2 separate regions of the Homo sapiens genome follow, and region 2 is linked to region 1. Evidence: chromatin contacts called from ENCODE Hi-C data. All regions are on one chromosome and are shown on one strand. Each heading gives the region's core, a stretch centred on a gene start or an enhancer-like site at or near the end of the contact. The rest is flanking DNA. Distances are from core to core; before and after follow the strand shown. Region 1 holds the start of KCNH4 (potassium voltage-gated channel subfamily H member 4). Region 2 holds the start of VAT1 (vesicle amine transport 1).

What was found. Hi-C counts contacts between places; a loop is a spot of excess contacts on that map. Pooled maps may share reads with other maps.
Region 2: a loop to region 1 is called in a pooled map, with 5 times the contacts of the local background. The contact joins the promoter of VAT1 here to the promoter of KCNH4 in region 1. A Hi-C loop is called at or near these places in 2 of 168 maps with a recorded cell type or tissue (CD8-positive, alpha-beta T cell and naive thymus-derived CD4-positive, alpha-beta T cell), 1 of 37 single-sample maps with no recorded cell type and 7 of 50 pooled maps.

What each region holds. Positions count from the first base shown.
Region 1 is chr17:42,178,591-42,185,521 of GRCh38, reverse strand. It overlaps KCNH4 (potassium voltage-gated channel subfamily H member 4), which reads left to right and starts at 4,380. Exons shown (of 17, transcript NM_012285.3): 1 at 4,380-4,652; 2 at 6,496-6,729. The coding sequence starts at 4,577. HCRT (hypocretin neuropeptide precursor) reads left to right here and starts at 70. Exons shown (of 2, transcript NM_001524.1): 1 at 70-177; 2 at 994-1,462. The coding sequence starts at 157. The coding sequence ends at 1,368. RefSeq lists enhancers at 494-1,295, 1,797-1,856, 5,420-5,987, 6,638-6,931 and silencers at 1,147-1,366, 3,949-4,224, 4,231-4,470.
Region 2 is chr17:43,018,470-43,025,012 of GRCh38, reverse strand. It overlaps VAT1 (vesicle amine transport 1), which reads left to right and starts at 2,628. Exons shown (of 6, transcript NM_006373.4): 1 at 2,628-3,077; 2 at 6,214-6,421. The coding sequence starts at 2,691.

The DNA.
Region 1 (6,931 bases), core at 3,131-5,630:
TGGACGCAAGTGCCTGTCAATTCCCCGCCACCTCAGAGCACTATAAACCCCAGACCCCTGGGAGTGGGTCACAATTGACAGCCTCAAGGTTCCTGGCTTTTTGAACCACCACAGACATCTCCTTTCCCGGCTACCCCACCCTGAGCGCCAGACACCATGAACCTTCCTTCCACAAAGGTAAAGATCCAGGGATGGAGGGGTGACTCACCATCCCAGAGAAGCAAAAAGAGTGCTTGCTCAGAGGGCTGGAAGAAAGGCCAAAGGTGTCTCCACTCTTGGTCTTTTCCTGGGTGTGCTCTGAGGCAGGAGCACCTGCCTTGGCTCACATTGGGTTGGGTGCTGTTTTGCTAAGAGCCTGTGTTTGCTGAGCTCTATGTGTCAGGTGCTCCGTTTGCACCTGTCATCTCTTGTCATCCTCCCAACAGCCTTGCAGAGTAGAAATTATTTCTAGTATACCCAGTTTACAGGTAAGGGAGCTGTGCCCTCTGAAAGGGCAGGAAACTGGTTCAAAGCAACGGAGTTCAGTCACTCCTGCAAGGGGGCAGGCAGATGAGAGAGCATTCTGGAGTCTTGCTAGTTCCTGATTTCCATGTGTTTCCCTGCTGTGGAGAGGAAGTTGGGGGGACTCAGTAGGGCCCGGGTTTTTCCCAAGTTTACAACTTCTGCTGCAGACAGACACTCCTGTTTTCAGGTGGAGTGGCAAGTGCCCTAGTGGTGGCACAGTGGCCTAAGTCTCCAGAGAAAAGGGGGATTCACTCTGCCCAGGGGGTCTCAAAAGGCTTCCTGGGGGAGATGCTCTGCTGGGTCTTGAAGGAGGAGCAGGGAAAGTAGGCCGATACCAGCAAGGGCGCAAAGCAAGGAGAACTAAGTGACAGCCAGAAAGGAGTGCAGGCTTGGAGGGGGCGCGGAGCCAGAGGGGCAGGTCCTGGGCGTGGGAGCTGGTGGCGGGCGCCGTGGGAAGACCCCCCCAGCGCCCTGTCTCCGTCTCCCTAGGTCTCCTGGGCCGCCGTGACGCTACTGCTGCTGCTGCTGCTGCTGCCGCCCGCGCTGTTGTCGTCCGGGGCGGCTGCACAGCCCCTGCCCGACTGCTGTCGTCAAAAGACTTGCTCTTGCCGCCTCTACGAGCTGCTGCACGGCGCGGGCAATCACGCGGCCGGCATCCTCACGCTGGGCAAGCGGAGGTCCGGGCCCCCGGGCCTCCAGGGTCGGCTGCAGCGCCTCCTGCAGGCCAGCGGCAACCACGCCGCGGGCATCCTGACCATGGGCCGCCGCGCAGGCGCAGAGCCAGCGCCGCGCCCCTGCCTCGGGCGCCGCTGTTCCGCCCCGGCCGCCGCCTCCGTCGCGCCCGGAGGACAGTCCGGGATCTGAGTCGTTCTTCGGGCCCTGTCCTGGCCCAGGCCTCTGCCCTCTGCCCACCCAGCGTCAGCCCCCAGAAAAAAGGCAATAAAGACGAGTCTCCATTCGTGTGACTGGTCTCTGTTCCTGTGCGGTCGCGTCCTGCCCATCCGGGGTGGCAAAGCGTCTTGCGGAGGACAGCTGGGCCTGGAAGCCCGGCTGTCGGGCACCAGCCTTAGCTTTTGCGTGGTTGAATCGGAAACACTCTTGGTTGGGGAGTTCCCAGTGCAAGGCCCTGGGGCACAGAGAGAACTGCACAGGTGCATGCTTGGATCGGGCCATGCGGGACTCCTACGATGCTCTGCTAGGCATTCTGTAGCGGGGACTTTACCCAGAGACGCGGAAGGGGAAGGAAAGCAAGAAAGGTTGCAGCGGTCGGGCGCGGTGCTCACGCCTGTAATCCCAGCACTTTGGGAGGCCAAAGCAGGAGGATCCCTTGAAGCAAGGAGTTCGAGACGAGCCTAGGCAACATAGTGAGTGAGACATCTCTCCAAAAAGTTTTTTTAATTAGCGGGGTATGGTGGGCGAGAGGATTGCTTGAGCCCAGGAGTTTGAGTTTGAGCCATAATTGGGCCACTGCACTCCAGCCTGGGCAACAGAAGGAGGCACTGTCAAAAAAAAAAAAAAAAGAAAGAAAAAGAAAAAAGAAAAGAAAGAAAGGAAAGAAAGGAAGGAAGGAAGGAAGGAAGGAAGGAAGGAAGGAAGGAAGGAAGGCAGGCAAGCTGCATAGAGCAGCAGAATCCAGCTAGGAAGGGGTGGGAGTCAATCCTGCTGAAAAGGCAGGGAATTTGAACTTCAACAATGAGTCATCCAGAATGGCTGCATCATGGGGTATAGGGTGTGGGGAGTGGAGAGGCTCAGGAAGGGACACAGTTACAGTCAGTGCAGCACAGCTCGCAAAGGCTCTCACAAATCATCGGGCTTTGCACTTTATCTTGTAGGTAACAGAGTCATGGGACATTCTTAAGCAGGGGCAGTACAAGATTTTACTGCAACTCCAGCCAAAGACACCTGTTACTGGTGTTCCCAAAATCCATATGTTGAAGTCCGTACCCGTGGCACTTCAGAATGTGGCTGTATTTGGAAATAAGGTCCTTCCAGATGCAATTAGTTAAGATGAGGTCATACTAGAGTAGGGTGGGCCTCTAATCCACTGTGACTGGCGTCCTTATAAAAAAGGGAATTGGAACACAGAAACACACACAGGGAGAACCCATGTGAACATGAAGGTAGAGATTGGCTCCTACAAGCCAAGGAACACCAAAAATTGCCAGCACCCCCACCCCCAGAAGATAGGGGAGAGGCATGCAACAGATTCTCCCTCATAGCCTTCAGAAGGAACCAACGCTCTTCACCTGACCTTGCTTGGACTTCTAGCATCCAGAACTGTGAGACAATAGGTTTCTGTTGTTTGAGCCACTCACTTTGTGGTACTTTGTTATGGCAGTCCTAGGAAACTAATATAACATCCAAAAGTAGAGACACAGGCTAGGCTCCGTGGCTCATGCCTGTAATCCCAGCACTTTGGGAGGCTGAGGCGGGCGGATCACTTGAGGTCAGGAGTTCAAGACCAGCCTGGCAAACATGGCGAAACCCCATCTCTACTAAAAATACAAAAATTAGCCGGGCATTGTAATGCACGCCTGTGATCCCAGCTACTAAGGAGGCTGAGGCGGGAGAATTGCTTGAACCCAGGAGGCAGAGGTTGCAGTGAGCTGAGGTCATGCCACTGCACTCCAGCCTGGGCAACAGAGCAAGACTCCGTCTCAAAAACAACAAGAACAAGAACAACAAGAACAACAACAACAACAAAAGTAGAGACACAGAAAAATGTGGCACTTCTTAGCAATCTAACATCCCAGATAATACCTAGCTCAGAGGGTGGGGAGAATTTAGCCTGCCCTCCTTGCCCATAGGGTTCCCACTTTCACTGCTTCAGCTGTTTTGTCGTGGGAAGCAGCCACCCTCAGCCACAGAACTCAGCTGCCTCAATTTTCTGCATAGGTAGTGAGAAAGTCCTGTGTCTAGTCTCACTTTGGTCCCTCTTGCTGCTGTACTGGTTCCATCTTGGAGAAGTTAGAGGTCAAAGTTCACATGTGCATCCTTGGAGATTTGCAAGCCATGACTCTGCCCACCTCGAAACTATCTTTTTCAGAGGTAGTTTCTCCCAAACTTGCCTCCAGCCTCTCTTCCACTTGAAGGGCAGCAGAGAGGAGGATTAAGACAGTAGGAAGAGGGAAAACAGGCAGGCAACTGCCCTTCAAGACACTTATTTTGTACCAAAGACATGCATTATGGTATTACATTCTCACGGTAACTGCATCAGGTAAGAATTATCAGCTCCATTTTACAGATGAGGAAAGTGGGCTTGGAGAGGATATCACACGATTGGTGTCTAGAGCTGGGACTCTACCTGGTGGACTCCAAAGCTCTTTTCATTCCACCATGCTGTGTCTCAGTAGGCAGAGTTCGCCAGGGTGTCTTGGGAAAACTGAGGCAGGAGGTAAGAATGGTGCTTTCTAGAGTTGGGGTTTCAAGCCTTCCCATTGTCCATTCTCTACCAGCAAACTAGCCTCTTAACCCTTGCTGTCTCACGCTGGAGCTACTGGCCTGTGGGTGCTGCGAAATATGTCAACTCCAGTAGGCGGCACTGTGAACCAGACACCAGCCCAGCGTGGACGCCGCGCGGGAAAACCCGCGAGGTGGAGCCACAAGGAGCAGCCAGGGAACCACGTGTGGAGGCGTGGCCAGCCTGGAAGAGGGCGGGTCTGTTATTCAAGCCCCGCCCATCATTTCAGGCCTCCCCTCCCGGTGGGCGTGCCCCGAATTCTCTCCCCGAGAGACACGCGTGGGCCGCTCCCCTCTGGGAGGAGGGCTGCCCAGAGGGGTGCGGGTGTCGCTAGCGGCCCCTCCCCGTGTGGGGCCACGTGGCGGGTGCGGGCCGAGCCCGAGGGGAAGAACCTGGCCCGTGGGGAGGTGGGGGGGACCGAAACGGCGCTGAGCCGAGCCGAGAGCTACGGGGTTCGGAGCAGAGGCAGCGGCAGCGGCAGCGGCAGTAAGAGGGAGGGGAGGAGGCAGGAGGGCGCATGGGGCGCCCCGGCCCCTCCGACAGCGCGCCCCCTCCGGCCCGGCCGCGCTGAAAGCTCCCCAGCGCCGCGCCTTGAACCCACGCCCCGGGGCCATGCCGGTCATGAAGGGGTTGCTGGCCCCGCAAAACACCTTCCTGGACACCATCGCCACCCGTTTTGACGGAACGCGTGAGTGGGACGGAGGTCGGGGCTTGAGGTTCGAGCTGGGGGGCAAGTATCCTCGGGGCCGTCTCGGATCTCCTGGACATGGTGAGACCCGAGGCGAGGGGAGAGAATGGAGGTGCGGGTCTAGGAACTCCCAAAGCCGCGGTGCAGGAACAGGGCGGGGAGTGCCCTGCGAGGGGAGGAGGGGAAAGGGCCGAGAGCACGGGGGCCAAGGTTAGGGGGTGTGACTCGAGGCAGAAGAGGCTCTTTGTGCGGCAGAGCGGAGGAGGGTCCTTCGGAGCCGCCCACTCTCGGGCAGAGCTGTGCTGGGGGCGTGTATGGGGGTATCCGAGACACAGAAGTGGGGCAAAGTGGCCGGGCATTCTGGGGTCTACTCACAGACTCCAGCTCCCACTACCTCCAGAAAAAAAGGAGAAAAGATCAGACTTCAGCAGGACCTAGTTTGGATTGAGGTCGCGCGCCCCCAAATCGTGGGGCGTCAGTGTCTAAGGTGGGTGAGGCAGGAGGAGGGGAGCGGTCTGTGCGACGGTGGGAACTCCCAGCTCGCCCAACGTAGCTTGGGTTTCAGGTTCAGCACCTTGGACAGCCACATCACTCCTCCCCCGCCTCTTCTCCCGCCATTCCCTCTTCCCACTCTGGAACCCAGAGATTCCCCGCCCTCACCTCCCCCAACCCCGCCATTCCCTCGGGAACCCTGGCCGGGATCTGGATGGTGGGGGAGCGGTACCCGAGGGCGGAAACTGAGCCGCCGGGCCCTACCCTCTTCCCCACCACCTTGTTTCCATAGCGCCCATCACCGGGGCAACAGGCCCTGGGATGGAAGAAGGAGGCTGTGCCCAGAGCCCAGTGCCTCCCAGGCACCTTCAGTGTCCCCATCAGCCTCCCTGCCCCCAGACAGTCATCCCTCCTAGAGCACCAGGACTGGTTGTGTCACAGGCCCCATCTCTTAGCTGAGTCTCTGTCCCTGGATGGCCCACAGGAGTCCCCCTGGCCTCCCACCCATTGGAGCTGGAGGGAGACAGCTCGGGTTCTGCTGCTGGGGGTTGCTGGAGCTATACGCTCAATGCCCTCTCCCATTAGACTTTGAGCAGTGGGGCAGATCCCCTGAAAGCAGCTACAAGAATGCTAAAAAGTGGACCTTCTCTGGAAGGCAGGGAAGGAAGACAGCACTCATCACTGTCTGCCCCCACACTAAGGAGATCTGTGAGTTTGGATAATCTCTGCCTTTTGGTTTCCTATCAATAAATGGGTGTGGTGTCATCAGAATCTCTGCCCTGCTTACTCTGTAATAGGAAGAAAGCCAAGTGAATGTGGGGAAAAAATTTCACCTTCTCAGAGTAGCACTTACCATGTGCTAGGACTTGTTCTCCCCAAGTTAACTCATGTAACTCTCACAACGACCATGTGAGGAAGGCCTATTATGCCCTACTTTGCAAATAAGGAAAGCTTAGGCACAGAAGAGGTCATCAACTTGCCCAAGGTCACACAGTTAGTAAGTGGCAGTGGAGGGTTGCAGGAGCCCAGGCTCTTACTCACCATGCTATACTGCCTTCTACAGTGACAGCTCACCAGTTGGAAGGCAGGGGGATGGATGGCATGACCTCCTGGGGTCCTTCTCCAACTCCCCGTTAGACCCTGCTTAAGTCCTGTCTCAAGTCCTTGTCTCTTTGCTCCAACTTCTCCAATTCTCAATTCAGAATATCCCAAAGTGGGGTCAGGAGCAACATGGAAACCTGGGAAGCTTCTGGCTCTGTGACTTCTAACCCCAACTTAGAGGAAGTGCTGCCCACCTGGAAGCTAGCTCGCCTCCCAGCCTTGACCTGACCTTGACCTCTTCTTCCCACAGACAGCAACTTCCTGCTGGCCAACGCACAGGGCACACGGGGCTTTCCCATCGTCTACTGCTCCGACGGCTTCTGCGAGCTCACAGGCTACGGTCGCACCGAGGTCATGCAGAAGACCTGCAGCTGCCGTTTCCTCTACGGCCCAGAGACCAGTGAGCCAGCCCTGCAGCGTCTGCACAAAGCCCTGGAGGGCCACCAGGAGCACCGGGCTGAAATCTGCTTCTACCGCAAGGATGGTGAGGGGGCTCACCCCACCCTGCAGCTCTGCCTAGACCCCTAGCCTTATCCAGAGGGCACTGGGCACAGTAGGAGTCTGAGTGCTTGTCCCCACACTGCCAAAAGCTGACTGTGACGGAGCGTATCCCTGACCTCTCTGGTCCTGGGTTCCCCCATTTGAAAGATGAAGGAATCGGCTGACAGAATCTCTGAGGTTCCTTT
Region 2 (6,543 bases), core at 1,379-3,878, 840 kb before region 1:
TGACTTTCTCGGATATAAGGGCAGGTCAGAGTTCAAGCGAAGTTCTTAGGGGTAGAATATGAGCGGCACAAGCGCGAAGCTCGGGCCTGCTGTGTACCCACGCGTGCACGCAGGTGTACCAGTGCGGACAAGAGCTGGGGCAGCCATCCACTTCCTGAACACGGCGGGAGAGAGATGCTAAGGGGAAGGAGGGAGCCTCTTTGGTTTTCTCTCCCGCGTCCGCCTATGTCCTGGCAGGGGGTCTTGGGGAAATGGGAGGGTGAACCCCAGCACACCCACCCGGACGGTGGTGACATCATAGCTTTCCGTCCCCATGGCAACGGGCAGCCGGGTCTCCGGTTACATTGACTTAACCGCCGGCCTAGACTAGCAGAGAAGCGTGGACTGAGTTCCTCCAGCCAAGCACTGGGTGGAAAGTTTTGGGGGAGCTGCGTCCTCTGGTGGATGCTTGGGGACAAGGAGATAAGGAAGAGAAAGAACCAACCGCCAGAGTTGCTCTGCTGGAGCCAGAGCTAAACCCAAAAGTCAGGCTTGATTAAGAGTCTGACAATAGGCCGGGCGCGGTGGCTCACGCCTGTAATACCAGCACTTTGGGAGGCCGAGGCGGGCGGATCAAGAGGTCAGGAGATCGAGACTATCATCCTGGCTAACACGGTGAAACCCGCACGGTGGGCGCCTGTAATCCCAGCTACTCAGGAGGCTGAGGCAGGAGAATGGCGTGAACCCGGGAGGCGGAGCTTGCAGTGAGCCGAGATTGCCTCACTGCACTCCAGCTTGTGCAATAGAGTTTCGAAAAAAAAAAAGTGCTTTTTTATATCGAGGCAATTCGAGTCAATAATATATGCTGCAAATAATTCTGTAAAGATAACTAGAAGCTGGGCGCGGTGGCTCACGCCTGTAAACTCAGCACTTTGGGAGGCCAAGGCTTGCTTGCGTGCAGGAGTTTGAGGCCATCCTGGGCAACATTAGCGAGACCCTCTCTCTAGAAAAAAAAATCAAAACTTAGCTAGGTTTGGCCACTCTAGGCACGCTGCCTATGGGGTAGCCCTGCTCTGCAAAGAGCAGTAAAACATAAAGTTAGCCGGGCGTGGTGACACATGCCTGTGGTCCCAGCTATTCAGGAGGCTGAGGTGGGAGGATTGCTTGAAGCCGGGAGTTTGAGGCTGTAGGGAGCTGTGATCGCCCCACCTCGCTCAGCCTGGGTGACAGAGTGAGACCCTGTATCAAAAAAATAAAAATATAAATATAACTAGAGCACGCAGCATCATCACTATGTTACAGAAGGGAAAATGAGGAACAGAACGTTAACACCAAAGTCAGAAAGTTTTAAAGGCTTGGTCTCCATGCTTCTACTTTGCCACTGCAAGACCACAGTGAATTAAGTCTCATCCCTGCCTGGGTTAGATGTCAGAGCCTGAGACACAATGTAGTTGGACTCCAGTCCACAGGTGGCTGACTCCAAATCTGATATGAGTTAACTCCAAATCTGATGTAAGTTCAAGTTTTGGGACTGTTCCTTAACTTTTTTTTTTTTTTTTTGAGACGGAGTCTCGCTCTGTAGCCCAGGCTGGAGTGCAGTGGCGCGATCTCGACTCACTGCAAGCTCTGCCTCCTGGGTTCATGCCATTCTCCTGCCTCAGCCTCCCAGGTAGCTGGGACTACAGGCGCCTGCCACCACGCCTGGCTAATTTTTTGTATTTTTTAGTAGAGACGGGGTTTCACCGTGTTAGCCAGGTGAATCTCCTGACCTCGTAATCTGCCCGCCTCGGCCTCCCAAAGTGCTGGGATTACAGGCGTGAGACACCGCGCCCGGCCTTTTTTTTTTTCGAGATGGAGTCTCCCTCTGTAGCCCAGGCTGGAGTGCAGCGGCATGATCTTGGCTAACTGCAACCTCCGCCTCCTGGGTTCAAGCAATTCTCCAGCCTCCGCCTCCCTAGTAGCTGGGACTATAGGCACCTGCCACCATGCCTGGCTAATTTTTGTAGTTTTAGTAGAGCTGGGGTTTCACCATACTGGTCAGGCTGGTCTCGAATTCCTGACCTCAGGTGATCCACCCACCCGCCTCGGCCTCCCAAAGTGTTGGGATTACAGGCGTGAGCCACGCCGCCCGGCCCTTTTTTTTTTTTTTTTTAACAGGGTCTCACTCTGTTGCCCAGACTGGAGTGTAGTGGCGCGATCTCGGCTCACCTCCGCCTCCCAGGCTCAAGCGATTCCTCTGCCTCAGCCTCCCAAGTAGCTGAGATTACAGGCGCGCGCCACTACCGCCCGGCTAACTTTTTTATTTTTAGTAAAGACGGGGGTTTCACCATGTTGGCCAGGCTGGTCTTGAACTCCTGACCTCAAATGATCCACCAGCCTCGGCCTCCCAAAGTGCTGGGATTACAGGCGTGAGCCACCGCGCCAGGCCTATCCCTTAAAATAGTTTTTAATTTGAATAAGGTTTACTATGAATAAATAAATCACAGTCGGCTTGATCCCAAGAGCACAGACGTTCCTGGTGCCCCTTTTCGTGCTCTCCCAGCTTGCGCCACTATGGCCCTGGCCCTTTAAGGCTGAGCGCGAGGCCCCGCCTCGCCCGGCGCCCCGCCCCTCCCGCTGGATCCCGCAGCCGCGGCTCTTCCCGACGCGTTCCGCCTTCCCCAGCTGTGCACTCTCCATCCAGCTGTGCGCTCTCGTCGGGAGTCCCAGCCATGTCCGACGAGAGAGAGGTAGCCGAGGCAGCGACCGGGGAAGACGCCTCTTCGCCGCCTCCGAAAACCGAGGCAGCGAGCGACCCCCAGCATCCCGCGGCCTCCGAAGGGGCCGCCGCCGCCGCCGCCTCGCCGCCACTGCTGCGCTGCCTAGTGCTCACCGGCTTTGGAGGCTACGACAAGGTGAAGCTGCAGAGCCGGCCGGCAGCGCCCCCGGCCCCTGGGCCCGGCCAGCTGACGCTGCGTCTGCGGGCCTGCGGGCTCAACTTCGCAGACCTCATGGCTAGGCAGGGGCTGTACGACCGTCTCCCGCCTCTGCCTGTCACTCCGGGCATGGAGGGCGCGGGTGTTGTGATCGCAGTGGGCGAGGGAGTCAGCGACCGCAAGGTGAGCGGGTTGCGTAGGGCAGGGCAGGGCTGCGCAGGCCACTGGGCAGTGGGGCACGAGTGGGCGAGCGCCGGGGGTGTGGCAGGGCGGGAGAAACTGGCGCGGACCTGGGTGCACGAGCGTGGAAAGCGTAGCCAAGGAACTTGTGTTTGGGGGCTCCTGGAGAGCGGCATTTATGTGGGGAGGGGAGACGAAATTATCGCCCCTTCCCCAACCATTTTTAGTTGTGGCCGCCGCCCAGAAGCTGTGCTGGTGGGGGGGAAAACAATAAGGTGCCCATGCGCATGCGCACAACCACACTACCGTCCCCACCCCCCCCCCCCCCCCCCATTAAAACCACACCTGTACCCCTACCCACCAAACACTCTCTGGGTAATTGTGGTCTGTGACTATGAGTGACGGTTAGTGCCCCCTTTCCCCGAGGGAGCTTGAGGGGCTATGTCGTCGGGGTTGGGCGGGGGCACAGCGGCCGTGCCAGAGTCCTGGTCACATGCAGCCCCGTGGTCTGTGGGGGTGTGAGGCGGCCCCTCCCAAAGCAAGGCCAAAGAGACGAGACACGCCCATCACGGAGGAGAGAGAGCCTTTGCTACCCCACCGCCACCAGCCTTACACCGCCGATCTGATTTTGGGGTGGGGGAGGCGGGATTGGGTCATCCGATCTTTGTCTTGGGCTCTGTGTCTCCCGTGACTGCAGTATCTCCTCCTCCTGTGACTCAGCCCTCAGCCTTCGGGCCACGACCCGGGGCTGCCCTTGGGAATGCCTGGGGCGGGGAGTGGAAGGGGGGACCCACCTCTGCCTTCCTCCTGCAGAGGACCCCCACTTCAGAAACCCCAGTGCCAGGGGTTTGGACTGGAACGGAGAGGTGCGGCGCCTTGAACTGGTTGGCCAAGTCTGCAGGCCTGTTTCTCCTTCTCATTTATCATTAATCTTGGCCACAACCCTGGACACCAGAGAGCTCAAAATGATCAGCTTTTTGAGAGACCTGGGATGAGGCCTCAGCACGCCATTTGTTTAGAGGTTTCTTTTTTTTTTCTTTTTCTTTTTTTTTTTTTTTTTTTTTAGACGGAGTTTCGCTCTTGTTGCCCAGGCTGGAGTGCAATGGCGCGATCTCGGCTCACCGCAACCTCTGCCTCCCGGGTTCAAGCGATTCTCCTGCCTCAGCCTCTCGAGTAGCTGGGATTACAGGCATGCGCCACCATGCCTGGCTAATTTTGTATTTTAGTAGAGATGGGTTTCTCCATGTCGGTCAGTCTGGTCTCGAACTCCCGACCTCAGGTGATCTGCCCACCTCGGCCTCCCTAAGTGCTGGGGTTACAGACATAAGCCACTGCGCTTGGCCAGGAGTTTCCTTTTTAAATCAGACCCCTCAATGAGAGGCCCCACAGATGCAGCCTCTTGCAGACCTGCCAGCCCAATTCTGGAGCCAGGTTTGTTGGATTCATCCTGTATGCAAACAGCTTCTCCTTAAGGCTTTCCTCTGAATTCAGCTCTGGCCCCACCCTCAAACTGACTTCTAAATGATCCCACTCTTGAGCAGGCGTCTAAGAGGAATATTTTCGGGAGGTAGTTGTAGTTCATGTTACTGCTGAAGGCCACCCACCTCACCTCCCCTCCATACACTTTCCGCCTGGTAAATACAGGATATCCTGTCCAGGGCAAGAATCTGATGTAAGAGCCTGGATTCTGCGGGGAGGGCCCTTCCCTCTCTCTCCCTCCTCCTCCTTCCTGGTGTCTGGGTTGGGGAGGGGTCATGGCCCTGATTTGGATGGCCTGAGGGTTAGCATGAGCCAGGGTAAGTGAGACTTGTTCTGGGTCAAATCTGGGACTGGCCATGACCCTAAATGACCAATGCACTCCTCGCAGCTCTCCTGGGTTGTTCTGTATCTGCTAGTCCTGAGTCCCTGGGTGGAGGGCTTCCGTTCTTGTTCTCCAGACCTCATCTCAGGCCAGAACTTGGAAGGAAAGACCCCAGCATGCCCTCAGTTCTCGTATTCAGTGGAGTGTGGGGGCTTGAGGACATGAAAAAGGGCGTAAGTGGCAGTCCCATCCCCCTTCCCCATGGACCCTAACTCTTGTTAATATACAGAATTCCCATCATTCCTGGCAGGGATCAAGACAGACCCAGATTGTCCCAGAACAGCACCCACACCTCCCTCTTCATGCTCTTCAGAGAGCGCAGAGAAGTCTTTTCTCCTGACGCTCCCTCCTTTTCCCTGCCCTTCCCTTGACCCCACTTGCTAAGCTGGAGAGAAAGGTTCTGTTATCTTTGTCCCCTTTCCCTCCTGCACAGAGGCTCTCGTGGGGGTGGGGGGGAAGCCTTTTACTGCTGCGTAGGCCTCTGTAGCCCTTCTTGTCTGTTGCCCCTCCTGCACCATCTCTGAGTGAAGATGTTTTCTGGGCTCCCAGTGCTGGCTCAAACACACTTCTCCCGAGGTGACCACACCCTGCTGTAAGCGCTCAGAGAACTTTGCCTGCACTTTGGTATGGCCCTGACCACACAGTGCCGTCTTCTTTTGGTTGTGTGACTTCCTTGCTGCTATTATATTATTATTATTATTATTGTTAGCTAACATTATTAAGTGCTTATTATGTGCCAGACATTGTGCTAAAATTTTTTTTTTCCATTTGGAAAAACTGCCCTAATTGACAGATAAGAAAACTGGAGCTGGAAAAGTGGAGCTCAAAAAGATTAAGTAATTTTTATGCATCCGAAGTCACACAGTCAGTAAACAGTTGAGACCGCTTTTGTAACCACAGCAGTTTGATCTTTTCCACAATACTTCATGCTGCCCTAACTGTAAGCTTCTTGCATTCAGGGATCTTACACAATAGTGACATGTAAGATCTGTAAGAAGATGATAAGGATAGTATCTGCCTCAAAGAACTGATGTAAGGGTTAATTAAGCATTATATATAAAGCACTTGAAATCGGGCTCGGCCCTCAGTCAGCACTCAGTAAAGGTGAGTTGTTATTGTTGTTGATGATGATGTTATTATTATTATTATTACCATGACTATTGCTGCTTCTCCTGCTACTTCATTTGGAAGAAGGTAGCCTTGTACCTAGGGGGAAATCAGTAAATAGCCTGTGGGTGAATGAATGAGTGACTGAATGATACTCTTCTGTTCTTCAAGGCAGGAGACCGGGTGATGGTGTTGAACCGGTCAGGGATGTGGCAGGAAGAGGTGACTGTGCCCTCGGTCCAGACCTTCCTGATTCCTGAGGCCATGACCTTTGAGGAAGCTGCTGCCTTGCTCGTCAATTACATTACAGCCTACATGGTCCTCTTTGACTTCGGCAACCTACAGCCTGGCCACAGCGTCTTGGTACACATGGCTGCAGGTGACAGGTCCCCTCACTTTATCACCCCTTACCCCACCCAGATTTCCTTCCAGGCCCCTTCCCTGCAGCCTGTCTGGGTTGTTGTCATGGCAACACCAGGCTGCCTTGGCCTGTGGCTCCCA